Linked DNA regions of Homo sapiens: region 1 is linked to region 2. The links are chromatin loops, found by intact Hi-C in ENCODE. Cell type or tissue: mammary epithelial cell. All regions are shown on one strand. Each heading gives the region's core, and the rest is flanking DNA. Links, peaks and the distances in the headings are about the cores only. Region 1 overlaps PALLD (palladin, cytoskeletal associated protein). Region 2 overlaps PALLD (palladin, cytoskeletal associated protein).

Region 1 (13,339 bases), core at 4,203-12,202, 59 kb before region 2:
CGAGGATTACAGATTTTACGTTAATCCCAGTGGCAATTCATGAAGTCATGGGTAAGATCATGCATAAAGTCCTCAGCTTGTTCTTTTAATACTATTAATATTACCTCTGGTGACACCATAACAAGGAATCTTGTGTCGCATTTCATGTAGATTTCCAGGGTGCTTAGAAAACACCCAGATCAGCCATGATTCCATTGTTGCTCGCAGAAATACAGGAAGTAAAACTCTCTCAGCAATGGAGCTGCTTAGGGTGTTGCAGCGCCGTTTTCAGAAGAATGAAGTCAATTCAAAGGAAACCATGGACTCCGACAGGCTATACATAGGGGACTATCACAAGAAGGAGGGAATTGGGTCTATTTCCCTAACTCTGATTAACCTGTCATCTCTGAAACCTCCTTCTACCCAGCACTTCACATCTTAAACTTGAATATCCATTCTTCTGGATCAATACACGAATCTTCTGCGTCAAATAAACGGGATTATGTTATCTGAAGTACTTTATTTTTCTCATTAGGCAAATACATAATGATTTGCTTCAGTGCTGAAGTTAAAGGTTTTCTAACAAAGATATCCAACTACTAAGAGAATCATTGAGATTATTTTGCAGTATATATCTTTAACAAAATAAAATGTACAAACCTAGACTCCAATATGGAAATGGAATGAGAAGAGAGAGAGAAGAGAGAGAATAAGGAGAAGTCAAATATTCCAATTAAACTTTCTTTAAATATAAAAATGTAATAAATGTATTTAAAATTAGAAAATTCTCTGAATATAGACCATAAGCTCCATAGGAGAGAATATTTGGTAACATTGGCAATTAAAGAAATGAATTTGGCCAGGCACAGTGGCTCACGCCTATAATCCCAGCACTTTGGGAGGCCAAGGTGGGAGGATCACTTGAGCCCAGGAGTTGGAGACCAGCCTGGGCAACATGGCAAAACTCCATCTCTACAAAAAATAGAAGCCAGGTGTGGTGGTGTGCGTCTGTAGTCCCAGCTACTTGGGAGGCTGAGGTGGGAGAATCGCTTGAGCCTGGGAGGTGGAGGTTGCAGTGAGCCAAGATCGTGCCACTGCACTCCAGCCTGGGTGTCAGAGTGATAACTTGTCTCAAAAAAAAAAAAAAAAAAAAAAGAATTTATCTGATATATAGTTTATATAATTGACAGTTAAAACAATTGACAATAATATTGATATTGCCTGTTACAGGCCCCTTAAGTGAGTTATACTAGGTCACTGCTGATACAATGAAGTACTAGATTTCAAGGAAAAAAAATTAAGATTTTTTTTTTACCCAAGATTTCCATAGTCGTAAATGTAAAAAATAATTCCATTGCTCCAAAGAAGTAAGATCATTATTCTTGTATTAGTATATGATATTTGTCTGTTTTTAGTAACTTTAGAAAAAGTTCAATGATTTTGAGAAAATTTGGTCAATTTATAAGATTTATCAAAAGATGTTTCAAATTAAACTTTGGTTCAATCTGCTATGTTCAAAGGAACTGGTGGCCTATGAATATTTTCCAATGGCTATTTCTTTTACAATATATAATGGATTTTAATAAGATATGGCTCATGAAAAGAGTTCAGAGAGAAGACTGCACTGAGAGAAATAAGAGTTTAGAATATCATTTAAAAAGTATTCACTTAAGAGGATTGGTAAAAAAATAAAAAAATAAAAAAATGTATTTCTGGACAAAGTTGACAAAGTAAGATTTTGAAAGTAAAGTTTTCAATGCAAGTGAAAAGAAAATACGGCAACCATAAATAAAGACTAAATTCAGGCCTCTTTAAAAGCCAGGCCTTCTGTAAATCATTACCTCAATTTTAGCAAAAGTCTCATTAGAGATTAATTTATTGGCAATGGGTATATGCATGTTTGGGCCCATTGTTGCATTTTGTTCATTAGCTTATAGGTGGCAACATTATTATTCCATCTTCATTTGTGGGTGGTACAAGTACAAGCTTGACATAACTTTGGTGTCATTGTTCCCTTGTTTGCCCACTGCATGTCACTTAAGAAAGCTTTGTGTAGCAATGAATAAACTGGTCTGACAAAAATTCTCTTCACAAACTGACTCCATTTTGGAGAACACAGACACAGTCTTTTAGCATCATGGAGGAATTAATTTTTGATTCAGTCACCTGCTTCGTTGTCATATTATGAACGAAGGCCCCTACATAAGCAGCCCTGGCAGAGCACAGTGGACACAAATACTGGCTTTTCTAGGCCAAGTAGTGTTACATAAGGAGAAAGGGATTTCTTTTTTTTTGAAATGGGTCCTGCTCTGTTGCCCAGGATGGAGTGCCGTGGTATGATCTCAGCTTATTGCAGTCTCCATCTTCTGGGATCAAGCCATCCTCCCACCTCAGCCTCCCGAGTAGCTGGGACTGCAAGCGTGCACCACCCCGTGGCTAATTTTTTTCTATTTTTTGTAGAGACAGGGTCTCACCACGTTGCCCAGTCTGGTCTCAAACTCTTGAGCTCAAGTGATCCATCCACCTGCCTTGGCCTCTTAAAGTGCTGGGACTCTAGGCGTGAACTACCTTGCCGAGAAAGGGATTTCTGATTCTTGAGCTGCTCATTGTTCAGAGACAACATCAGGAAAAATAGAAGAAATGGGCCTAGCAGTGTTCTCTGTTACAGTGACAGTAAAAATCGATGGGGCCAGCTATGGTTCCGTGAAGTCTCTTTGTCCATAATCTTAGGCAGGGCCAATTTATTCATTAGGTTCAGTGGGCAGGGCTGACACTTTGGGCAACCCAAGAAAAAATTTTAATTTTAATAAACCCAGAAGGAAAAAGTGAACATAAATAAATATAACAATGATGACCATATAATAATGAATCCAGCCTGGGTTACATTCATCGTTATACCAATACAACTATAAAATATAATTCTATTTTTTTTAATGGAGAAACGGACCCACAAAGGCAAAAGTGCCTAAGGCCCATGAAAGTCATAATGCAGCCCTATCCTTGGGTATCTGACATTCATCTGAAACTTTGACACTTTTCTTTCATTAGATATAAAGACAAGCTCTACCACCTATTCTCTATTTACCATTGTATTCTATGTGAACCTAAATCAGCAGGTGTCACAAGGTTTTAGAAGAAGAAAACAACCTCCAGTATTCTCAAGCTCTTCATAATCAAAGCGCGGAGACAAAAATCAGCTGTTGACAACAGGTGCTTTGCAGTTGTTCATTCATCTGGACATTTCTTTTATGAGTTAATTACTCATAGCTCCATGGTGAACAATCTGCACATCTGGGAAAATAAAACCGCCCACTGAAAGTGAATTACTAGAGCGTTGGTGAAACACAATAGTTAATTCATTTGGATACCCTTAAAAGGCTTAACAAAAATCCCTGAAGCACTTGGAAGTTGGACTCCGTGTCTGAAGAATGAGTTAGTATCAGGTTGAAGGCTGCAACATAGGAATATGTGATTCCAACTTCTCATTCAGCTCCGGACACTTCCCTGGGTCACCCAGTCTCTCCTTTACACAGCCACCTCTCCCAGAGCTTCCCATTGATCAGTATCATTTGACCTCATCAGCAAAATGCCCTGCTTTTCATTTAAGTGCCTACAGATTTCCTTTTCAATTTCAACTTCTTTGTGGTGAAGAGTACTTTGCTACCTGCCTCCCCTCCCCACCCCACCCCCTCCCCAAAAAGAAAAAAATCTAAAACCAAACAAAAGCTCTAGTATGTAAAACAATTCCTAAGCTAGGTTCATTATTATCACACAGCTATTTAGACTTTAAATATAACAAAGACCTCATCAGGTCCTGAGTCCTCTTGGAAATGAGGTCTTGAGACAAAATTCTCATACTCTCTTAGTTTCCCCATGTGTTCTGCGGAGGGGCTGGATGGCTGAGCTCTAACATTCCTTTCAGCTGGAGGGTTCTGGGATCAGGCCTCAGGCCAGCCCACCATGGCCTGGCACAGAACTTTCAGCAACTCTTCAAATGGGTGTTGGGGTATTATACAGAGCAGTGGGCTTCAACAACAGTCTATTGAGAGATGAGAAAAAAAATACTAAAACTTTTTTTTTTTTTTTTTTTTTTGAGACAGCGTTTTGCTCTGTTGCCCAGGCTGGAGTGTGATGGCACGATGTCGGCTCACTGCAACCTCCACCTCTCGAGTTCAAGTGATTCTCCTGCCTCAGCCTTCTGAGTAGCTGGGAATACAGGCACGCGCCACCATGCCCGGCTAGTTTTTGTATTTTTTTTTAGTAGAGACGAGGTTTCACCATTTTGGCCAGGCTGGTCTCGAACTCCTGACCTCAGGTGATCCACCAGCCTTGGCCTCCCAAAGTGCTAGGATTACAGCCGTGAGCTACTGCACCTGGCCTAAAACTTCTCTTTATACGTATATTCATCTAATTCTTCAAATTTTTCTCTCTTTGTGTATATCTGTATGTGTAATAATACATTAAACATGTATATATTTGTACATACATATATATACCCATATCTGCATACACACACATACATATACTTGATATTTTACCAAAGGGGATGAATGATGAAAAAAAAAATACCTTAGTATCCCATGGTTTTAAGGTAAGATGAAATAAGTAGAGAACAAATACGTAATCAACTCATCAGATAATGTTTTGCAGAGGACTTAGGATTTCCATTTCTAATGTCATGCTTAGCACTATTTGTTTCATAAACATACACTTTCACACATGCAAATTTAACTTCAGGTGAAATAATTGAGTCTATTTTCCACTACTTTGGGGAGGAGGATGGATTAGGTAAAGATAATTCCTTCAAATCATTCCTTTATATGGAGATTCAACTAAATACCCTCACTGTGAGTTACAGAGTAGATTACTCTGGGCATATCTTTATGTCTGCGACATTTGGAGCTTGGATGTTGTGGACAAGCAAAGCATGCGACTTGCTAAATCTTTTTCCATACTGATGTGACAGGAATCATAACCCAAAGAAATACAGAGACATTGATTACTCAATAACTCTTATTGCGATCCTCACTTAATAAATAATAGTATCATTAGATTCCTTCACTGGTATGACATACAACATTGCAAAATTTATATATGTCTGTCCTCCAAATTTTCACTGATGCAGGTAATTTTTGGAGTTATCTGTGTAACTATCATTCTCATATTCAAATAGAAAAATTATCACCTGGATACCTGGCTTCTGGAAGCCCATCATTTTATTTACTCAAAGTAGAAGTTCTTCCTCATACCTTTGGTCATAGTCAAGAGAATTGTCATCTGCTTGGGATACTTTAGGTGTATTTTCAAAAACTTTCACTGAACACCTACTGAAGTAATGCAAGTTCATGCTTAAGAGCTCATGCTTTGGGTGTAAATCCCAAGGCTGATACTTTGTCTAAATCTCAACATACGCACTTGTGATGCATATGTATCCATACGCATAACTGGCACTATTTCTCCATGTTCTTTTCTAGTCCTCAAAGCATAGCTATACAAATAGCTTGCAGTTTCACAAGGTAACTATTATTTTATCATTTATCATAAACATTCTTGCCTTCATAGGCTTAATTGTTACTAGTTTTAATTGCTGCGTAATATTCCATTGCTAGGTGTAAGGCTTTGGGGAAGTTATTTAACCTCTCTGTGCCTCAGTTTCCTCCTCTAGTAAAATGAGAATAATAGCACTGCACACCTGATTAATTGCTGCAAGGATTCAACGAGACTTTGGAAAGCATTTGGCACGGCGCACATGGCATTGCTGCCAATAAGTTTAGTTATTACTGAGAAACATGACTTCTGCCACTAAGGAGTTAACATTCTAAATAAGTAACTAGATGAAGCAGAATCACCTTGCCTAAGACAAGACTATAAATTGTCTAGAGCTCCTTCAAACTCTTAAGTCTTTCGAAGTAAGACTGATGGAAGTACTGTTTAAGTTCGCCACAGGAGAGGGGCAAGAAGGCAAAGGCAGCAAGTAGAGCTCTAGAGAACAGCCATTAAGGATTTAACTACTATTTTCAACAAAGGAGTTGGCTCTGGCATTAACTCTTTATGAGACCCTGCACGATTCACTTCGAGTCCTGTGTCTCCATTTTCAAATCTCCACTATAGAGGGTTGGATGAGATTACATTTAACATTCTATGATTACTCAATAGTTATTATAAGCCATCACAGGAAATTCTATAAATATATATTTACTTCTTTGCTTCTCCTCTGCTTTTTGACACCTGGGTGTGTAAATAATTTCTGCATTGTTCTAAGTCGCAATTAATTTTCCCTGGAAATGCAATAATTCAAACAAGCTGATTTATGCAAAATGCTTTCTAATCATTTGGAGTTCTTTATAATTACTCCCAGCAGTAGCGGGGTCACCAAAACAAAAGCATGGAAAGATTAAATGAACTGCTCTTTGTGAGAACAGTTTATTATGTGATCTCAATGTCAGGATTGGCTCCCAATTGCCATTCAGGGCTTTAGAAGGAGATCCTGATGCAGGTGCTCTGAATCTTCTCTTTAAACTGGGGTGCTGCTGATGACGGTGTTTAATCCTGGGCTGACTCTGCCAGTCTCTGGTTACCTCACATTATTCACAGCTATACCGGAGGAATCACACACACACACACACACACACACACACACACACAAATGGTCTCGGAGCCTCTGCAGTTACATTTTTGTGGGTGATTGTTTTTCTCACAAAAGAATTACACTTGCTATTTTTAAATAATTGACATTTTGCTATTTTTGCTAGCTTTGCTATTTTTAAATAATTGACAAGTCAAATCAGTAAGTAAAACAGTTCTGTAAATGGCAAAGTCTATTACAACATCACTAACTAGCTACACAAAACTTTGTGACTTATATTTGCTGGATAGGTAAACTCTGAAGCCTCAGTTCTTTCTGACTCTGGAATCCTGCCTCTTGCCTGTAAGCTTGTTCATCATCATCTTTTTTTGAAAGGCATTTATTATTGAAAAACACAAAATAAAGATGACAAAAAATCTACCTCTATGTATGTATAACACACTAGCACTATTTCACCATGTTCTTTTCTAGTCCTCAAAACATAGCTATACAGATAGTGTGTAATTTTACAAGGTAACTTTTCGTCATTATTGTATCATTTATCATAAACATTTTTTGCCTTCATAGGCTTAATCATTACCAGTTTTAATTGCTGCATAATATTGCATTGTTGAGATAAGAGAATATTCTGTGTATTTGACTTCTAAATTTTTTGTTTTGAAATTATAAAAAATATGCTATACTAAACATCTTCAGGCTTATACATTTCTTTTCCCATTTTGAGTTACTTCCTCAGGGCAAATACTGAGAAGTATGATTTTGAAGTCAAATACTCTTTTTACCACTATTTATTTATTTATTTGAGACAGGGTCTCACTCTGTTGTCCAGGCTGGAGTACATGGTATAATCATGGCTCACACAGTCTTGACCTCCTGGGCCCAAGCCATCCTCTCAAGCAGATAAGACTACAGGTGTGCACCGCCACGTCTGGCTTTTTCGAAATATTTTTTTGTAGAGATGGAGTCCCATTATATTGCCCAGCCTGGTCTCCAACTCCTGGGCTCAAGTGATCCTCCTGCCTCAGCCTCCCAAAGTGCTGGGATTACAGGCGTGAGCCAGCACACCCAGCCTTTTTTCCCTGCTCTTGACATCTATTGTTAAATTGCTTAAAAAAAAAAAAGTCAACTAGTGAAGCATTGGTAGGATGGAGCTTGGTCATTAAAATGACTATTCGTGGGCATAACACTGTGTCTCATTTTAATTTTTTCTTTGTTTGTGATAATAAACATTTTGTCATAAGCCTAACATTTTCTTGAAGCATGATCAAGGTAGCTTATTCAATAGAGTTTATATTTCAGTTTAAGTGGGGGGCAGGTTATTTTTGGAGCCAGAATACACTACATTGTAAGATCATCTACATGCCGTGGTCAATCTTTGTGTGTTCCCTATTTTGCACTCCAGTTTAGCTCTCTACCCAAACTCTTCTGGGCAGGTTCTGGTAGTTTCTGATTCAAGTGTGGGCTGTCCAATTTTGTATTTTGCATGAGAACAGAAGGATAGATTTGTTCAATTGCCAATCCTAGAGTTGCCAACAATTTAGTTATTGAGGGCTTTCAAAAGTCTTACCCAGGATGAATGTCTTCTATTTATTCCTAGTTGCAGACATAAGTAAATTGATTTCTTGGTTAATAGAAATAATTTCTCAATGTTGGTTTTGTAGGACAAAAAAAGGTTGTTTCAAATTATGTTTAGGAGTATCTGAAATTCTCCTTCCAAATCTTTGTTCTCTTCCACCCGTACTGCAAAAAAAGTATCAAAATAAGAGCAGCATTTATCCATAGGATCAGTGACATATTATTGGCCACTCTGGAGAGTTGGGGAGATGGTATTGAGAAGATTAAAACAAGTACTGACAGTTTCTTTGCGTAATTTGCCTCTTTTGACATCTTTTTCAGTAACTATCAACATATTTAAGTTAGACACTGTATCTAATGGACATTTAACTGGCTTGTTAAGAGGTAAGATTTTTCTCAAAGGATACAGTTATAATTCAGTGTTCAGGACATGTCTGAAAATGGGTTTCCAGATATTTCTGTTGGTTCTTGGAAACTTCCATCATCTTGGGCTAAAAGTTTCATGCATTACACATAAAGGGAATGTGATGGTGCGTCTAATGCACAACTTGCGTTTTTCTGTCTTTAACAAAAGCATGCTTATTATTGCCATTGCCACTGAAAGAGCTTCTAAACATCTCTTCAGACACATGTCTATAAAAAGCCAACAGAAAGGGATAGATACGATCTGTTTTTCTCACTCCAGCTGAAAGACCAGAGATACTTCTTTCCCTGTTTATTTTGTGGAACAAGTAAAACAAAAATCCTTTGCCCTTTCTTCTTTGCCTATTTTTACTCTCCGCAATTGCCTTGAGTCCCTGACACACTTCTATTCTGAAATACTTCAGCACTCACTTCCTTATTTGGTCGCTGGAACTGCTCTTTGTCTTGTTCAAACATTCTGCCAAGCTTGCAGCCTCCCTTCACCCCCGCCCCTTGCCCACGGCTCCCCCTTTTCTACACACACACACACACACACACACACACACACACACACACACACACACACACACACGGGGCTAGCTCCAACAGGTCACTCTGACTCAGCCTTCTCTGTAGCTCACTAGCCAATCCCCCATCAGTTATGCCCATTTAAGGAGTACCTTTTGGAAACCATAAAGGACCAGAGAGTTTTCAGCTGTTTAAAAAGACTGCTATGTTGCATCACTGGAAGTCACCGCAAAGCATGTATTTCACACAATTGCCCTCATCCTATGGCAGGGTATGTATTAAAAACAACCACCACCAAAAAAAACCCAAAAACAAAACTCCAGGCTGCTTAATTAGTGGTTACTTTATTCCTCAGTGTTTTGGCAGTTAGATTTGGCTGATAGAGGCAGAGTTCACTATCTGGTTAGTTGTCAATGTTCTCTAATCTATGATTCATGCCAAGCACTCCAATCTAATACTTAAAAAAAATATATATATATATATATATATATACACACATACACATATAACATAGGTCTAAGTAGATGTGCCAATAACACAAAGTAAAGCTCTGGGTTCCTAAGCGAAGAACACACATTTTCAATAAATGTTCCCTTTGCTCTCTTGTGTTGAAAACAAGCAGGCATTTGGAGTGCTGAAGGCTATTTTCTGGTTTCTCTGCTCAGATGTGAGTGAGGAAAGCACGGCTCTCTGCATTCCCTATTTAAGAAAGAGCTGTAATGGTCCCATCCAATAACACAGAGCAGTGTTTCCTTACATATAAACAACTGAGAAATTCCTTGGGCAAGCACATAGCCTTTTGGTTCCCGGAACAAAGCGGATGGTGGTATTCATTATGTCAAATAAACACATCATCCACACTCCAAAGGGAAACCTGAAACAATAAGCTGAACAAAGCAGTTTTCAAGGTTTTAATCCTCTTGCAATTAGCCCTTGTCTAACTCAACTGAAAAATTAAGAGTGAGCGATTTTCCCAGAAGAAAGTACCCTTAAGTGATTAAATATCCACAGTTTGTTCCCAATACTTGTTCTGAAAAAGAATTGGAGCTCGTTTTCAGAGGCAAGTAATCTAAACATACAGGATATCCTATCGCTTAGTATTATTTCTCATTTAGCCACCGAAAATGGTCTGTACCTTCCCTCGTCCACCGTGTTAATTCCTGCAGCCCTGTTACTGGGCAGGCATTGGGCTATCCGCTCCAACCAACCTTTATAGTTTCCACTTTGATCAGAATAAGCAGCAGATCAAATCCTATAGGAAGCACGTTCTCTCCCTGCCTTGTTACCATTCAGTCGATTTTGCATATTTGTGTTCACCATGGTGACCAATGTGGAAATAGTGTTTAGCTTATGAAATTCCCAAAGTGTATTTCCCTATTTTATGGAGGACAGTTTTAGACTGGCTTGGATGCATTCTTGTTGGAGGAAGACTCAAATCCTTCTTGGATATAGGCAAGGTGTAAGTGACAAATATACTTTCAACTATTTCCACCAGTTAGAATCTCAACGAGCCTGGATGTGCCTTACAAAGTGACTTGTGGGTTCAAACTTGTTTAGGTTTTAGAGCACATGGAAGTTGTGAATGTTTGCACACTATTACACTTCATTCTATTACAGGAGCACCAAGCAATTCTGCTAAAAGAAAATGATGCTAGTGTATGCCTGCAATATTGAAACAGTCACAAGCATATGTCCATGAGAAATGAAATCTGTCAAAGCCCTTCCAAGTTAATTTTAAAATGTTTACATTTGCTCATTCATCTTGTTCTTGAAAAGAAAAATGGCAGAGGTCACTAAAAGATTAAAATATTCGCCGGGCACAATGGCTCATGCCTATAATCCCAGCGCTTTGGGAGGCCGAGGCAGGTGGATCATTTGAGGTCAGGAGTTCAAGACCAGCCTGGCCAACATGGTGAAACCCCGTCTCTACTAAAAATACAAAAATTAGCAAGGCATGGTGGTACACAACTGTAATCCCAGCTACTTGGGAGGCTGAGGCAGGAGAATTGCTTGAACCCAGGAGGTGGAGGTTGCAGTGAGCCGAGGTCGCGTCACTGCACTACAGCCTGGGTGACAGAGCGAGACTGTGTCTCAAAACAAACAAACAAACAGAAAAGATTAAAATAGCCATTGTCTTTTAGGAGAAAAATTTTAAATTGAGAAAATTATAGACATTCGGGAAAGAGGGTCACTGTTCACTTTCAGCCCAGTGTCTTCAGAAGCATCACTGGAGAACTGTTGGAATCAAGAACCTAGTCCAAGACTTGGCTTAGAGACCTGCACTCTCCTGCCGTTTTTGCTGCAACGCAGTTATGTCGCTTTTGAGGAAGTAATTTCGTCCTATGAACCTTATTTTCCACATCTATAAAGTACAGACCTCATTTTAAATCAGAATTCCCAACATGGTTCGGTTTCATCCTAACAGAAATTATACAGTTGCTTAAGGCAGTCCATATAATCTATTAGTTAATGCATTTCCACCCTCATTGTCCCTGCACTGCTGGTAGATATATTTGATACATAAATTAAGGGATTCAGAATTTCAATTCTTAGTGCAAAAAAATCAGGAATTGGTAGATTGAAATGATTTCAAATAATTTCCCCAAATCTTAACTCCCAAACTTTCAGGACAGTTGGTTCTTATATTTTTGGTGTGTAGCCTTCACACTGATAATTTCCAAATTCAGCCAAAATTTTAGGCTTAGACTCAACCTTTCTCATTGTTTTCTTGGGATCAGTCTCAAACTTTCTGAGACTGGTTTGGAACGTCTCAAAAATGCTGGCAAAATGTATTATTGATAGCGTCTTAATACATTTTTTTGTTGTTGCTTCATCCCACACTGTCTCTATCGAATTCAGAGTTTACTTTAACTTGATTCTATTTCCCATCACTGAAATTCCTCCCACTCTCATCTTCCCCTGGGCTCAGGGATATCCTGAGGGATGCTGTGAGGTTCCATAATGAAAAGGGGCTCAGAGATGTGGGGAGAAGGTTCCTTATGCACACATTATTTGGTTATAATAGCCTTTCCAAAGCTTCATGAATGATTTGTTTTTTGAGGGAGGTCCAAATATTATACAGATCAAGTTTACCATTTAAAATATATCCAATTATGCGAGACAGAATCATACAGCAGCTCACATCTGTAATCCCAGCTACTGGTGAGGCTGAGGCAGGAGGGTCACTTGAGGCCAGGAGTTTAAGACCAGTCTGGGCAACACAGTGAGACCCCCAACTCTAAAACATTTTTTAAAAATTAGCTGGGTGTGGTGGCATGTGCCGGCAGTCCTAGCTACTGAGGAGGCTGAGGTGGGGGGATTGCTTGAGTCCAGGAGTTTGAGGCTGCAGTGAGCCACGATCACACCACTGCACTCCAGCCTGGGTGACAGAGCAAGACCTTATCTCTAAAATCAACCAACCAATCAACCAATCAATCAGATAATGTTATTTTTGTTGTTGTTGTTGTTGTTCTGTAACTGCCTTGCTCCAAAGCAGGGGAAGAGATACATTAAAAGCCCTTCTTTTATAGCCCTTGTTTACCTAGGAAAGTGTTGGGCATGATGTAGAGTGAAAAGCACTAACTTGGAAGTAAAGAAGATATGTTAAATTCCATGATTCCACTAAAATCAATAATACTTTCATCATATAATCTCCTCCTTACCTTCTACAGGCTTGAATTTTTACTGGGAGTTATAATAATTTGAGGAAAAAATACATCACCTCGGTCATTAAACATGTGGTAGAAAATAGATTCAAATTCATTTCCGCCCCCCCCAAAAGTACGTTTTTCAAAAGAAAGAAAAATTCCAGACTTAAAGAACCACAGGGACACTGAGCCCTTCTGCAGCAGCATTCCAACCATCAATTTGCCTCTGGGGAGGTCCCTCAGCTCCAGGCCCAGCATTCTTTCAAACAGCCTGGGATCTCGCTGATGAATCTACACGGGGGCTGGGGACCAGTACAAATTTTAGGCTTCCCTCTAATTTCCACGCCCACATTTATACTCCAGGTTTTGATGGGGAAAGAAGGAAAATAGTTGCCATCAACTTCCCTACCTTTGTTTAAGTGCAAAAAGAGACACACATACACTCTTCATTATAAAACTTCACATGAATGAGTACAATTGAAGGCTGCTTTCCCAACTTTGACTCTGAATCTCAATACTTATCAAGGAGGCCTGATTGTGAATGTAACATGCTCAGAATGTCTTCACTCTTAGGAAGAGCTGCAGAAATATCTCCTGAGATGGAAAATCTTTGCAAACTAGC
Region 2 (16,331 bases), core at 4,808-12,807:
GAGGCTGAGGCAGGAGAATCGCTTGAACCCGGGAGGCGGAGGTTGTGGTGAGCTGAGATCGCGCCACTGCAGGCCAGCCTGGGCAACAAGAGCGAAACTCTGTCTCGGAAAAAAAAAAAAAAAAAAAATCAGAGACAGGGAGTAAATAAACCTCAGTATGTAAGGAAAACCATGAATGCTGACATTGTTATTAAAAATAATTTACTGGTATTAGCCTAAGTTAACAATGTTATCTCTGGATACTGCAATTTGGGCAGCTATTGTTCAGCTTTCTACATTACTATGCATATATATTAATTGTATAGTGAAAAGGGGGAAATCATTCTATGTGTTTGTCCAGAACAGGGGAGAAGTGGCTGGAGAGCAGGTCATGTGTAAGGGCCTGGTGGCTGTACCCAACCACAGGCACAGTCTGTGGCATGAGATGACGATGGAGGCTGAAATAACTAACGCAAAGGCAAACTTAAGTGAAAAGCAGCACAGGGTCTAGATGAAAGGCAGAGATAGTTGTGGAGGGTTGGGTTGTTACAGTCCCAGTACTTCCTGGGCTCTTATTTGGCCGGTTGTGAAATGTTGCATCCAATTCTAGGGACCATAATTTAAAGAGTTGAGTCTGTCTGGAAGAGGACTGTCAGGAGGAGGAAGATTTCTGAAAGCCAAGTCATAAAAGGAAGATTTACAGTATCTTGAGATGTTTATACTAAAGAAGAGATAACTTACAGGGTCATTGCAGCCATCTTTAAATACTTGATGAGCTGCCACACCAATGAGATAAGACCCATCCTCTACATTTCTCAAAATTAGAACTAACACCAATAGCTGGCAGTTACAGGAGGCCAGTTTTGGCTAGACGTAGAAAAACAACTTTAAATGACCATGTTATTGCTAGAATGACTGAGATCATATCCAACAGCTTCATAGTTGATAAGTGACTCATTCTAAGGCGCAGTGACTTCTCCCGAAGGTCGTTCAGCTGGTCAGTGGAAGAACAAGCACTGAACCAATTCCCATGCCTCCCAATCCTATACTCTTTCCCCCGCATTATGCTGTCTTGCAGCCACTACAGATGCCCATCATGGCTTGGCCTTCTCAGGAAACAGGCTCTCCGTCTCTGCATGTGTCCATTCACAGGCTGGACAACCGCCTGCCTTGGGTGCTCCCAGGGAATGTCTGTGATGGGCAGAATGTTGGAATGGACAGTCCCTAAGACTGCTTTCAAGTCCATGACACTACCATTTGAGTTTTGGGAATTGACCTGAAAATGTGGGTTCTTTCAGGTAGAGCTCTAGTATTCACTAAAGAGAAGTCTAGGAACTTATTATTTTTTAAGTGAAAGCAAGTTTATTAAGAAAGTAAAGGAGTAAAAGAATGGCTATTCCATAGGCAGAGCTGCCCAGAAGTCTAGGAACTTAGGAGCAATGTAGCAAACTAGGCATACAAAAAAGGTGGAAAAAACTTCTCAGTACCCTTTTCCAGTTTCTTAAGAACCTATTGTGGTTACTATTGGTATTATTGCGTTGATATTATCACTCCCACACCTCACATTTGGCAGGATTCAGGGGTGTGTTGGGTGGGGAAGAAAATCTTCCTGCTTGGGTCCTTACTCTGCCAACCAGAAACTGTGAAATCCCTACAGAAAGGGACTAAGTCCATATGGGTGTGCCCAGAGCCATGGCAGAAAGCCACCTGGACATGGTCACAGAATAGATTATAATAACATTCAAAGCATTTTCATTCATTTTGGCCTATGCCAAGAAAGACACACCCTCTTCTCTTCCTCCCAACCCCTACCCACCACACTTAACAAAATCCACACCCCCATGAGTAATTCAGCCATTTATTTGGCCCACAATCAGAGGTAAAGGGCTGAATTGCTGACCTCACTAGTACATATCCAGATCCTGAATCTACACTTAAAAGAATGTATGGCACAGGATTTCCCTCATTACCACTGAGCAGCAGATGACAAATTCATTAATTAAAAGCTACTTTCTGGCTCCTGGTATGTCTGTTCTTTGGGAAAGAGGTTACAATCTGTGGCAAACAGTAAGTTAGCTTATAAAACCGGAACCCAGTTCTGCAGTGTGAGCTGGCTCTGAACTTCTTGTCCATGAACGTGTAGCTAAATTAAGACCACAGTGTGAAGTGGGTGACAGTGGGATGTAATATCACCTTGGCTCTGAGGTCATCCCATGCTCCCAAGTACCCATTCTGACTTGCATTACCTTGAGTCCTCTTTGGATGGAATTTCCAGTACATTCCTACCCTTGTGTTCCCTTTCCCTATAAAACGCAGCAGTTCCTAATCTCTCATGTCCTCTGGGCCACGCTCTCTGTCTCTCAAGATGGCTACTCATTATTTAGCAATTTTCTCCTCTTCTTCTTCTACTCTGTTTTTCCTTCTCCCTCCTTCAGCATCATCGCTTCCATTTACTAAACCTTCTCTATTTTCAAATATTGTGCTGTATGTTTTGCATATGTGATCTCATTTGTTCATCATTCTTTTTATCTTCATTTTTCAGATGATGGCAATAACTTGCCCAGGTTAAAGCTAAGGACTAGAGATTAGATTCAGACTAACTTTTTCTGATTCCTAAGCCTGATAACCATCACACTGTAAAAGAAGACCTAGAAGGGAGGCTACCTACTACAAAGAAATCATGTTCTTTCCTGTTTATATTGGATATGGTATATTGGGCAGTGTATAAACCCTCGATTCAAATGAGAAAAAGTTATCCGATGCAAAAGTGAGGCTTTAAGTGAAGCTCACTCAGCATGCTCTGACCAGGAGGAGGCAATGGAAAGAGCTGACAAAGGTGTTGTTTATTGACACCTGGAGCCAAGAGAGGTGCGGGAACCAAAGGAGCAGGTTAGAGAGAAAGGAAAACTTGCTTAGAGATGGTACGGTCATCTCTAAGCAAGTCTTTGAGATGAATCTCAAATGATGAATACAGATGAATCTTTGAATCTGAGAAGAATCTGAGAAGCTGTAAGGCTTTTTGCCTAACGCATGGACACCTGTTAGAAAGGGTTTGGAATAAACATACTGAGAGGGATTTTTTCTGAGCCAGAAAAAAAAAATCTCTAAAAGTTGGGCACAGTGGCACACATCTGTAGTCGGAGCTACTCTGGAGGTTGAGGTAAGAGAATCTCTTGAGCCCAGGAATTTGAGGCCGTAGTGTGCTATGACTGCACCTGTGAATAGCTATTGTGCTCCAGCCTGGACAACATAGAAAGATCCTGTTTCTAAAAAAATTTTTTTAAATGTTCCTAGGGGCCAACATAGGGTGAGTTTTCCAGCCTAGAGGTGATTTACTTATAAAATATAATTTATATCAAAATATCATATGTAATATAGAAATACATTACTTATAGGAAAATGATAGAAATTGGTCCTGTATTAAATTATGTTCTCTCAGGTCAAGTAACAAGGGTCCATTATTCACTCCTCTGTTCATTCATACGTTTATTCATTTTATTCGTCTCTGAATATTTACTGAGCACTCACCATTGACAAAGTCCCATATCTATAAGAAGACATATAGTAAGTATACTCTCTAAAAGAATTTTTTTCTTTAAAGTGGTTTCTTTTTCTTCCCATATTTATATCCGTGGCACTCTGATATCCACAAGGACGCTGGTTAATATTACTGCAGTAAATATTTATAGGTGAATAAAATGAATACACATATGAATAAATAAACAGAGGCATGAATAACGGACCCTTGTTATTTGACCTAGAAGAACATGATTTAATACAAGACCATGTGGGAGAGGGCTTCTAAGGCTCTGAGGCTCGCTTGGGGAGGAAACAGGCAAAGGTCTGTGGGAGGCCTGGTCACTCCTGACCTGATGGAATGGGAGTTGCATTCATTTCTTTTTGGTTCTGGATTTCTGAACCTGATGCTGATCTAAAACAAAAACCATGGCCAGGGTACAATGGCTCCATGCACTGGTGTTCATGCTGTCTCTATCCCAGAGCAGCCCTGAGGTTCTTAACTCACTCAGAGTAGAAGTCAGCTTGTCCCACCTCCTGCTGCTGTGGTACCAGGGCAGCATCTCCAGGGAAACACCTTCTGCTCATCTCCTAGTGTCTTTTCTGTAAGTGTGTGGCTTAAAAAACACTCAGTCATCTACTTCATTTAAATACCTTGGACACTGTGTGGCCTAAAAGTGCCATGTGTCTTCAGATCTTACTCAACCTCTTACTCCATGTGAGGCTTGGGGCTGTGGAACGGCTGTGAACCTGTTTCCTCACAGGTGGAAAGGAGATAATGCCACCTGCTTAGCAGGGTTCTTGTGAGAATTAAATGACAATGAAATGGAAGATTCTAATTAGAGCACCCGGCACATAGTAGGTACTCTATGGTATCTGAAGATTGGGTCTAAATTTCATAGAAAGACACTGAAATAATTTCATAGATTAAAACAGTGTTGTAACTGATTTCAAGCTCTGAGATTAAAAATTTATCAAATTCTGTAGAGAATGGCATTTTTAAAGTTATACTTTACCTTCTGGGATACACGTGCAGAATGTCCACGTTTGTTACATAGGTATACATGTGCCATGGTGGTTTGCTGCACCCATCAACCTGTTATCTACATTAGGTATTTCTCCTAATGCTTCCCTCCCTTTGCCCCCTACCCCAACAGGCCCCAGTGTGTGATGTTCCCCTCCCTGTGTCCATGTGTTCTCATTGTTCAACTCCCACTTATGAGTGAGAACATGTGGTGTTTGGTTTTCTGTTCCTGTGTTAGTTTGCTGAGAATAATGGTTTCCAGCTTCATCCATATCCCTGCAAAGGACATGAATTCATCCTTTCTTATGGCTGCATAGTATTCCATCATGTATATGTGCCACATTTTCTTTATGTAGTCTATCATTGATGGGCATTTGGGTTGGTTCCAAGTCTTTGCTATTGTGAACAGTGCTGCAATAAACATACGTGTGCGTGTGTCTTTATAGTAAAATGATTTATAATCCAATGAGCATATACCCAGTAATGGGATCGCTGGGTCAAATGGTATTTCTGGTTCTAGATCCTTGAGGGATCACCACACTGTCTTCCACAATGGTTGAACTAATTTACAATCCCACCAACAGTGTAAAAGCATTCCTATTTCTCCACATCCTCTCCAGCATCTGTTGTTTCCTGACTTTTTAATGATCGCCAGAGAATGGCTTTTTCTTTTTTTTTGGGATAGGGTCTCACTCCAGTCGCCCAGGCTGAAGTGCACAGGCACAATCTTGGCTCACTGTAACCTCAACCTCCCAGGCTCAGGCAATCCTCCTACCTCAGCCTCCCCAGGAGCTGGGATGACAGGCACATGCCACCATACCTGGCTCATTTTTGTATTTTTAATAGAGATGGGGTTCCATTATGATGGCCAGGCTGGTCTCAAACTCCTGGACTCAAGCCATTTGCCTGGATTGGCTCCCAAAGTGCTGAGATTACAAGTGTGAGCCACTGCGCCCAGCCGAGAATGGCATTTTTATGTGTTTTAAGTTCAGTAATGTGTAAATGCTCAATAAATGCTTGCAATTATCACATGAAGCAATTTAAAATAATCAGAATTGTATGTATGAGTCCCAAGTTACTTCGCAATGTTTATGGACTATTAAAAAATGAATTTTTAATGGATCCCTAAAAATAGACTTGTCGTCCTTTCTTTTCTTCCCTTATAAATGAAAACCACAGGGAAATAAGACTGAGTTTGGAGAAGAATAAGAGAGCATTACAAAGTGATAAAACTTAAACATGGTTCATTAGGAAAGAATGACTGAAATTCTAATCCTGTGCAGGTCCAGGATTATGAGGGAAGCAAAAAGAATGCCACTGACACTAGAATAGAATATTTCCTGCCGGGCACGGTGGCTCACGCCTGTAATCCCAGCACTTTGGGAGGCGGAGGCAGTGGATCACTTGAGCCCAGGAGTTTGAGATCAGCCGCGGAAACATGGTGAAACCCCGTCTCTACCAAAACAAAAAACTACAAAAAAAAAAAAAAAAAAAAAAAAAAAAAAACAAACAACAACAACAAAAATAGCTGGGCGTGGTGGTGTGTGCGTGTAGTCCCCACTACTCAGGAGGCTGAGGCAGGAGAATCGCTTGAGCCCGGGAGGCGGAGGTTGTAGTGAGCTGAGACTGCACCATGGCACTCCAGCCTGGGTGACGGAGAGAGACTCGTCTCAGAAAAAAAATTCCCAAAGCCACTTTCTAGCTACCTTACAAAGAAAGGTGCCATATATAATATATTTCATGTAAATCCTGTGGATATGACTTTAACTGGAGGGAAAGAATCTCCGAGTTTTACATGCTAATAAGCCAGAGACTCCAGAGTAGCCCTACAGCGGACCACAGGAACACAGGGGACTCATTGGTGAAACTTCCAGTTGGAGAAATGCTGAGCCAAAGACAGAGGCTTTGGAAAACACTGTGGGAAAAATATACTCCATGGAAATGTGTGTCTTAAAACTTTTCCGTATGAAAAACTAAAAATATTTCTTCCTCCACAGCAGCGTTCTAATATATAAGTAGTTTAAGAACTACTAAGAAGGAAAGAACAACAGAGATTTTTGTCTTTGGTTCAAACTTAACATTGATAAACACTTTGACTTGCAACTCAGTCCTTGGGTTGCAAGAACGACTGAGAACAAAAAATGCATCGGACATTTCTAATGAGGCACATTTCTTTTCCTTGAGATGGTACTTCCTATTTCCCTGTAGCTTTCCATCTGCTGAGGTTGAGCCATCCATACTTCTTGAGAAGGGCAGAACTCGATGGATAACAAAAAAACCATTGTTCCATTTTGACATCAAAATAGATTTTGAAAGTTACAAGAAAAACAATAGGCATAAGTGTCTAGGTTTCAATTTCAAGGACCAGGTACCTGAAGGAGAAAACAGAAAAGTCTTTTCTTGGTTTCCCTTAGCTGGACATTCAATATCCAGAATCAATCTTTGGACTTTGAAGCCAAAGAATTTTCCAGCATGCTCTTGGGTGAGACAGATGTTAGACATGGGGTTTCTCTCCACAGAGGGAAGTAGTAAAAATCCTGGATTGAGGGAATATTTTTTAGGAGAAATTTGGAGGGATGAGACTATGGTGAAATTGCTACTTGGGTTCCTTCTGAGGCACCCGGTACGCCCCTACTCCCTTGTAACTCACGAGAAAGAGAAGAGATGAAAGAGATCATAGAAACCTCATAGATTTGAGGGGGCAAATGAAAATCAGAAAAGTCCCATGCTGCAATTTGGTATTTGGAAGTAGGTCACCGAGCCCGGAGCCAAAAGGAGGTAGTCACAGTAGAGTAACCAAGGGGCTGGCTGTGTTGAGGCCTCCCCGCACCCACTGCCAGAGCCGGGAACTAGGGAGGATCACAAGTTCACAAACGCTCCTGTGGCTGTGAGATGAGAAGGCCAAAGAACCTGACAACCCTGCAGCCAAGATGAGGAGGGCAGAGTCTGTACAGAGACTGAGGCTGGAAGGCAGAGGAGATTTGCAATGAGGACAGAGGCTGACACGTCAAACACAAGGGGAAGTGCCATGTGGAAACGCCAGGGAGGGAGAGAGGCCTCATGCCTTGCAGTTGTGACAGCACATAAATTTTTTTTTTTTTTTTGAGACAGTCTCTGTCGCCCAGGCTGGAGTGCAGTGGTGCCATCTCAGCTCACTGCAACCTCTGCCCCCTGGGTTCCAGCAATTCTCATGCTTCAGCCTCCCCAGCAGCTGGGATTACAGGCGTGAGCCACCACCCCTGGCTAATTTTTGTATTTTTAGTAAAGATGGGGTTTCACCATGTTGGCCAGGCTGATCTCGAACTCCTGGGTTCAAGCGATCCACTGCCTCCACCTCCCAAAGTGCTGGGATTACAGGCATTAGCCACCATGCCCAGCAGGAAATACTCTATTCTAGTGTCAGTGGCATTCTTTTTGCTTCCCTCATAATCCTGGACCTGCACAGGATTAGAATTTCAGTCACTTTTTCCTAATGAACCATGTTTAGGTTTTATCACTTTATAATGCTCTCTTATTCTTCTCCAAACTCAAAGTCTTATTTCCCTGTGGTTTTCTTCTTCTCACAGGTTCCTCTTTCCCCAAAGGAACAAAGAAAGGATGGATGGGTGGGGTCCTTTGAGGCTGGATATGGTAAATGCTACAGAGATTGAGTTAACCTGGAAAAACTGTGGTTTGAAACAGGAAGTGACTCAGTTTCCTTGAATAGGTGAGTGAGGTCTAGGTACCTTCCTGCCAAGTAGAGCAAGTTGAATTCATATTTTATAAATAAAGGTGCTTTTCTGCACATGAATGGTACTGTGCATTTTAAAATCCTACTATACACGAATACTTAGGGGATGATTGAACTGGAAAAGTGGAGAAAGGGTAAGATTGGTGGGGTCAGTATAATGGAGCATATATTGTTTCTATATATATATATATATATATATATATATATATATATATATATTTTTTTTTTTTTTTTTTTTTTTTGAGATGGAGTCTCACTCTTGTCACCCAGGCTGGAGTGCAATGGCACGATCTCGGCTCACTGCAACCTCCGCCTCCCGGGTTCAAGTGATCCTCCTGCCTCAGCCTCCTGAGTAGCTGGGATTACAGGTACCTGCTATCACGCCTGGCTAATTTTTTTTTGTATTTTTAGTAGAGACGGGGTTTCACCATGTTGGCCAGGCTGGTCTTGAACTCCTGACCTCAGGTGATCCATCCGCCTTGGCCTCCCAAAGTGCTGGGATTACAGGCATGAGCCACCATGCCCAGCCTTGTTTTTATACTTTTAATCTAAGAAATCCATTTGCACAGGCCCAGCCCATGGATCTGTGAGTCTAGCATGTAGTATTTCTTGGTGAGAGAAACTAGGGATTTCAACTATGCACAAGTGGGGGATGTGGGAGGGGGAAAAAGAAAACCATTCTAAAACATTTAAAATTTACTGTTCGTGGTTACAAGTTTCCTTAGGAGACATAATATTTTTTTTTCTCTAGTCTAAAAAAATAATTTGGACTAACCTCAAAAAAGCTGGGTTTAATGTTTCTCAGACTGTTTCCAAGCAGACTAAAATACCAACAAACTCATATCCACAGGGAGAGGTTTATGGTTCACCAAGTTTGCATGATTCATGCTGAAGAACCTACACGCCTGAGATGCATGGATGTGCCTTCTGAATGCAACGTGGGGAACACACACACCCAAGCAGTGGATTCTTTAGAAGGGCTGCCTGACGTGGAGGGCCACTGTGGAGAAAGTGGAGTCACTGAAAGGAAGACAGGAGAAAGAGGACAGGCAGCATTTCACATTCATTTTGGATCTGTATGGGAAAAGCATTCTGGTAGCAGCTTTGGAAATTTGAGTTGGATCAATGTCTGAGCCAACAGTTTCAGATGCTTATTCAAATCCTCTTCAAAGCAACAGCTCTTGAGCTTGAAAAGATGAGTTTTAAACATTAAAAAAAAAATAGCAGGAAGGAGCCATCAGGATAGCTGGGCCAACCATGCTCAAACTGTCAGAGTTGGAGAACTAATTTAATACAAATGAAAGAGCATTTTAAATGGTCCCTATGATTAAATATGTTATTATTATTTTTTGAGATGGAGTCTCGCTCTGTCGCCCAGGCTGGAGTGTAGTTGCGTGATCTCAGCTTGCTGCAACCTCCAGCTCCCAGGTTCAGGCGACTCTCCTGCCTCAGCCTCCCAGATAGCTGGGATCACAGGCATGCGCCACCACACCCAGCTAATTTTTGTATTTTTAGCAGAGACAGGTTTCGCCATGTTGGTCAGGCTGGTCTCGAACTCCTGACCTCGGGTGATCCTCCCACCTCGGCCTCCCAAAGTGCTGGGATTATAGGCGTGAGCCACCCCACCCAGCCTAAATATGTTAATTTTTATGAAAAGGCTTTGTAAATTCTAAAGTGGTATAGTGACACCTGTTACTATTGCCGTTGTCATTTTCACTTAGTCATCATGCCGCCCAGCTACAGCAGCCCAGAGGTGATGTGTCACATACCTCACTGTTGTGGCCCTCTGGCCATGAGGTCTAATTACAGATGGACATGGAACTGTCCTGAGATTTCGTTCTTTCTGTCAGAAAATAATCATAATGCTCATTTGAATCACAGAAATGGCTACAAGTAAACTAATAAATGAGAGTTGTTCTCATAATAGATTTAAATTATTTCTTAACGTTTCCATTGTCATCTCAAATCATTACATGGGCATTGGATACAAATGATGCTAGCACCCTCCCTAGTCAGTAATGACACCATCATATTTAGGACATCAACAACCCGAGTAATGACTCTTTTTCACAATTTAGCCTTTCAGGCACTCACCCTAGGATGTTTTTTTGACTTGGCAATGTAATACATTGGGATTTAGAAGTTATCTAAAATTTTTCACCTTGTAGATAAGAAATCTGAGGAAATCAACATTTCCAGCTGGGTACTGTATCAGTTTTCTGTTTGTCCTCACAGCTAATTCCTTGAAACATCTGTTTGTATTTCATGGTGTCTACTTTCCTACCTTTCATTCTTTCAACACACTTCACTCAGGCTCTGTCTCCGCCCCTTCCTGGAATGTCAACCAGGACCTCGTCTTGTCCAATTCAAAAGATTATTCTCGGTCCTCATTTGTTTTGGACACTCTGTAGCATGGATAAAATGGATCACTCATTTCTTTTCTTCCTGAAACATCGTCCTCATCTGGAAACTCTTCTGGGCTTTCCATCTTACTGGGTACCCCTTTTCACCTTCGGCCTCTAATGCTAGAGTGCTTCAAGGCCGGTTCTTAGAACTTCTCTCTATTTACATTCACTGCCTTAAGAGACAGCAAATAGTCTCATGGCCTTAAACACAATTTCTCCTGTGGTGACTCTCAAGTTTATAGCTTGAGTCCAACATCTTTGCGATTTGTATTTCGAGCTGCCTACTTGACATTCCCATATGGAAATGTATAAACACACCTCAAACTTAACCTGGCCACAGATCTCTCGGTTCTCTTCCACCTCCCAAATTGCTCTCCCTTACTCTTCACCACGTCCATAAATACCACCTTTCATGCAGTTCTTAGACCAAAACTCAATAGTTAGCCTCAATCCTTCTCTTTCCCTTACATCCTGAGTGCTAGCCATCAGCAAATCCCATCATTCATGTCTTGAAACCTCATCACTACTTTATTTTTCAATAGCTGTCTTTTATTGCATTATTAAAATATCACAAATAGGTCTTAGGAATTATCTGACATCTTGTTTCTGTAGCTGTACAACTCTTAGATTTTACTCATCAGCCTGCTGAACTGTCCCTTTTTCAGAGACATAGATACCATCCAAAATGTTCTGATATCCTGGTTTTTAGCTGTTGTGGTTTGCTGAGTCAAAGCAGCTGAATTTGAAACAAGTTCAATGTCATTTCCTTTAAGGATGAACTCATCTTTCTGGGCTTGGGATATTGAACAAGCAACACCTGGGCTCACCCGAACCCTGCAGATATATTTTTCGCTCAAGAAAGTTCTGACTTCTACAATAGAGCTATTCTCCTGCATAATGACATTGATGGGGAAGTGAGAACACAGAGACCTCATCTTGTCACAGAAGCCCAGTATAACGCCCTTGATCATCTTCTGTGCATGACTACAGATAGCACGCATGGCAGCCAATTCCCATCTTCTCAGCATTTGTCAATCTGGAGCCTCTGCTTTTTCTTTCCAAGGAGCCCGAGTTCTATACTGACGTGACTGAAGTCCCTCTGCAGGGTCCTCTAGGGCCTTTCACAAGAACTGTGCCCCTTCAGAGTGATGTCGACATTTTCTGGAATGTGGACAGTCTGATTACTGAGAACAGCCTTCATTCTTGCAGCAGATGCAGCTCCCATCACTTCTTATTGCCTCCACTAACTACTTCCACCCCACAAGCCACCATGGTTTCTGGCCTGAACTACAGTAACCCTTCAAGGGGTCTTGCTGGCTTTCTCGCTACCTCCAGACTATTCTTCATGCAGCTGCAAAGTGTGCTATTTAAAAAATTAAATTAGATCACATAACTTCCTTGCTTGGAATTTTCTTGTGGCTTCTCATCATGCATTGAATAGACACCGAAGTCCTTACCCGGGCTTGCAAGTTTCCTGTTTATTTCTCCAATCTCATCTTCTACTGTATCCCCCTTCCCCATCATGCCCTATGTACTCTGACAGCCTCTCTCATCTCTTACTCTTAAGCTCCCACATGCCAAGCTTCTGTTCACTCACGGCTTAAAAACGTGATCTTTCCCCGTTAGAAATGTTCTTCCCCCAGATTTCTGCATGGTTTGCTCTTTCTATATAATTCAAGTCCCTGCCCATATTTTACTCCCCTGATCCTCCATCTAAATTAGATCCCTCAACTTTGCAGCCATTGTCTATCCCTCTACCCTGCCCTTTTTTTTTTTTTTTTTTTGAGACGGAGTCTTGCTCTCTCGCCCAGGCTGGAGTGCAGTGGTGCAATCTCGGCTCACCGCAAGCTCCGCCTCCCAGGCTCATGCCATTCTCCTGCCTCAGCCTCCCAAGTAGCTGAGACTACAGGCGCCCGCCACCACGCCTGGCTAATTTTTTTGTATTTTTAGTAGAGACGGGGTTTCACCGTGTTAGCCAGGATGGTCTCGATCTCCTGACCTCATGATCCGCCCACCTCAGCCTCCCGAAGTGCTGGGATTACAGACGTGAGCCACTGCGCCCGGCCACCCTTTTCTTTTTAGTACTTAACAATATCCCACATTATATTGTTTTATACTTGTTTTCCTATTAACTGTCTCCCAGACTAAAATGTAAACTTCATGAGGGCAGAACCTTTGTTTGTCTTGTTCATTGTTCCATCCCCATGTGTGGAATAATGCTTAGCACAGTTGAGCACTAAGCAATGCACACTAGGCATTCTTTGAACATCTGTATAGTGTGTATTGAATGAATGTTTAAGGACTTGGAGCCAAACACAGAATAGAAAGATGGGAATAGCACATTTTACTTTGAGATACTCCATATCTCGGTTGAATCCTGTTTTTATCTAAAATCACACAATTGTTTTTCTTCAGACTGTTCCCATATACAAATCATCACCATGTAATGAGCTTAAGAAGCACCAGAATGGAAAATAATAGTCAGCATAATGTAACAGTATTTGAAAAGTAATATTTGGGAATCCACAATTAGGATCTTATCTCAGTTTTGTTCTGGAAGATGTCAACAGCAATTTTACTGTATAGCACTGAGGAACTTGCATCCACATCAGCTCATTTGAATAAACATCAATCATTACCCTAGGCATGAAATAAACCATGTATCAAAAGGAAGTTAACTAAAAGGTATACTCATATATAATCATCTTAACTAAGTAAGGATGACTAAAACTTTGAACACACACAATGGAAGAGCACTGATATTTTGCCAAAAAAAGTTATCAGGAGATGAGGCTCCTGAGGTATAGATTAGCAGTGATTTCTTATAGGTTTTGTTACACATTTTCTCTAAATAACAAAGAAGGAAAGTTTGCAACCTTCTTCAAATTCTACAAGGACAATTACTAGAGGCTCTAAATACTCAAGGGAGATAACATTCTTATTTTAAAAAGCTCTGAATTTGTTATCCTTAGATTTCTGACTTTTCTTTTAAAGTATTTGTATTATTGTATACTATTGCATACCTATTACATAGTATGTACTTGTTGCATAACCTATTACCTCAAAATTTATTGGCTTAGAACAACAATAAGCATTAACTGTCTCTTATGGTTTCTCTGAGGCAAGAATTTGGCAGTGGTCTAGCTGGGGGGTCTGGCTCTGTGTCTCTCGTGAGTTTGCAGTCAGGATGTTGACCAAGGCCGCAGTCAGCTAAAGGCCTGACTATGGCTGAAGGATCCATTGCCAAGGTGGTTCGGTCACACGGCTGGCAAGTTGGTGCTGGTCGTCACTGGGAGGCCCCAGTTCCTATCTGCATGGGCCTCTACACGTGATGAGTGAGCATCCTATCAAAATGGAAGTTGACAGAGAGGGTGCACGTAGGAAGCCACTGTGCATTTTTTTAACCCAGCCTTGGAAGTGACACACTGTCACCCCCACTACACCCTGTGAGTTACACAGACCAACTCTGAGTCCATATGGGAGGAGACTACAGAAAAAGCATGAATACCAGGAGACAAGATTCATGGGGCCATCTTGAATGCTGGCTAGGGCGGAGTTGGTATGGGTTCATTCTTCTCAAATCCCTCCCAACTCAGAAGCAAGGGAAGAGGAGGAGAGGGTCGGGGGAGAGAGAGAGACAAAGGGGTGGGTTTGGGGGGTCAGGAAGCAGGGGAAGGAGGGAGGGAAGAAGGTTAGTGACAGAAATGTTGAGGTATCTAAACTTGGGGCCAAAATGGGTTCTCAAATGTTAAAAGAACTAAAAGCCTATATACCTCCCTACTTTCTCCTTGTACTTAAATGGCATGTAAGGTGGGGATTAGTTTATTGATATTAAGAGGGGAGAGTCTTCTCTAGCATTTGCTGCTTGTGAGTAGTCAGGTGGTTGCTATATTTCCTCCAAGGATAAGCAATGAGAGTTTTCATAATGTCAACTGAGATATGTCAAAATCCTTTCTCTTGCTTGTTCGCTTTGCCATTGTCTCATAAATGTACTCTTAATATAGTTTAGCTTTTTTTCACCCCATGTAAAAGCTTTGGTCACAAGTCTAGGCTGCCTCCTCTTTCTTCTCCTCCTCTTGTTTCTCTTCTCTCTTACTCTTTTCACTCTCTAAATTTCTCCTCAAAGTTATTTTGTAATTATTTATACTATAAGTTTTAAAAGATTTTAGGTACTGGAAATAATAATAATATACATTGGGAATTTAAGTAAGTTTTGTGGTCACTAAAAAGTAGCTTCAAGTTATGGGGGTCACCAGTAGATATAAATGGCAAAAAAAAATTACTACCATATTTTCAAAGTATATAGATGCCAATGATATCATATGTATGGAATAGTTATCAGGATCATTTGAAAGTGTGTAAATGTTCTCTGTGGAAACAGAATAAAAAACGTAAAAAGGAAACACAATGCCACCTAATCTCAGAACACAGAACTGTACAACAGACTTTTAAAAAGGTACAAATCTAGAATCATCTTAGTACCCGCACTCCTGCATAAACACCTTGGCCAAGATAACCATCTCTATTCTATGGAAAAGCAACATCTGCCTTTTATCAAGAAAGTTATGGGAACTGATTAGATGACTGCAAGGAATGAACATAACTCTAGCATGGTATTTAAGAAATAGACTTTTTGGTTTGTTTTGTTTTTTAGGCGGGGTCTCCCTCAGGCTGGACTGCAGTGGCGTGATCTCTGCTCACTGCAACCTCAGCCTCCTGGGCTCAAGTGATCCTCCCACCTCAGCCTCCTGAGTAGCTGGGACTACAGGCGCATGCCGCCAAGCCCAGCTAATTTTTGGACTTTTTTGTAGAGACAGAGTTGCACCATGTTGCTCAGGCTGGTCTTGAATTCCTGTGCTCAAGCAATCCACCCGCCTCGGCCTCCCGAAGTGCTGGGATTACAGCCGTGAGCACCCAGCCTACAAGAAATTGACTTTTAAGTTTGAGCCTGATCTTGTGAATTCCTACATTTGGCAAGGGGGACTGAGTGTTCGACAGAGCCCGGATCTGTTATAACATCCCAGCTCTGACTCACTCCAAGCAGCCTTTCATGTTCTGTGTAATTCTCAGAACAGTGTTTAGGACAATCTTATTTCATCTCCCTTGGTTTTGTGAAAATGACCAGCCTTCCCATGCTACTGATTAACATGGAATTCCTTATGTCCTGTCCCTCTACCCACTCTTTTTCTAGTATTCTAACCACTAAAATCACAACCAAAGATGGAGACTATTTATAAATAACTACAGGAATGATCCAGTGTTTATTTAGTCTACATTTGCTAGCAGGTTACTGTCCTACCGAATGAACATGATACGTGTGCATGCTAACCTCCTGGAGATGAGGTTAAACTGTGGAGTCCGTGCCCTGGTGTGAACTGTGTTAAGAAATGTTAATACTTCCAAGTTGATATTAAGAATAGCTTGATATTTATTCAGTAATGACTCTATTAAGGAAAGTGAGATTTAGCGACATTAAGTTTCTTGCTCCAGGTCACACAGCCATTAATTGGAGATGTCAGGCATGGATCTCAGGGCTATCTGATTGCAAAGCTGCTATGACAGGCTATTGCTCTCCCAGTGTGGAAATCTACACTGGATAGATTTTAGTGTGTCCCAATACCTAAAATTAATTGCTTTTATAATTCATCAAACCTTATGTTAGCATATATTATACTGC

The links. Hi-C counts contacts between places; a loop is a spot of excess contacts. Peaks named below come from ENCODE experiments on the same cell type or tissue, not always from the same donor. Only the 100,000 strongest peaks of a DNase experiment are listed, where the experiment ranks them.
Region 1: a loop joins it to region 2, with 4 times the contacts of the local background. A loop is called at or near these places in 7 of 110 quality-filtered maps.

What each region holds. Positions count from the first base shown.
Region 1 is chr4:168,812,613-168,825,951 of GRCh38, reverse strand. All of the region lies in intron 10 of PALLD (palladin, cytoskeletal associated protein), which reads right to left. Among named protein-coding and RNA genes, the nearest start is that of PALLD-AS1, 170 kb to the right of the region's middle. RefSeq lists enhancers at 8,812-9,447, 9,448-10,082. In mammary epithelial cell, for the core only: no CTCF peak of the experiment used is centred there; a DNase peak (open chromatin) is centred at 9,081; H3K4me3 peaks cover 316 bases; H3K27ac peaks cover 1,069 bases.
Region 2 is chr4:168,751,340-168,767,670 of GRCh38, reverse strand. The region is part of intron 10 of PALLD (palladin, cytoskeletal associated protein); the gene reads right to left. It also overlaps the pseudogene RPL9P16. Among named protein-coding and RNA genes, the nearest start is that of PALLD-AS1, 110 kb to the right of the region's middle. RefSeq lists an enhancer at 9,277-9,777. In mammary epithelial cell, for the core only: no CTCF peak of the experiment used is centred there; DNase peaks (open chromatin) are centred at 8,170 and 9,130; H3K27ac peaks cover 3,065 bases.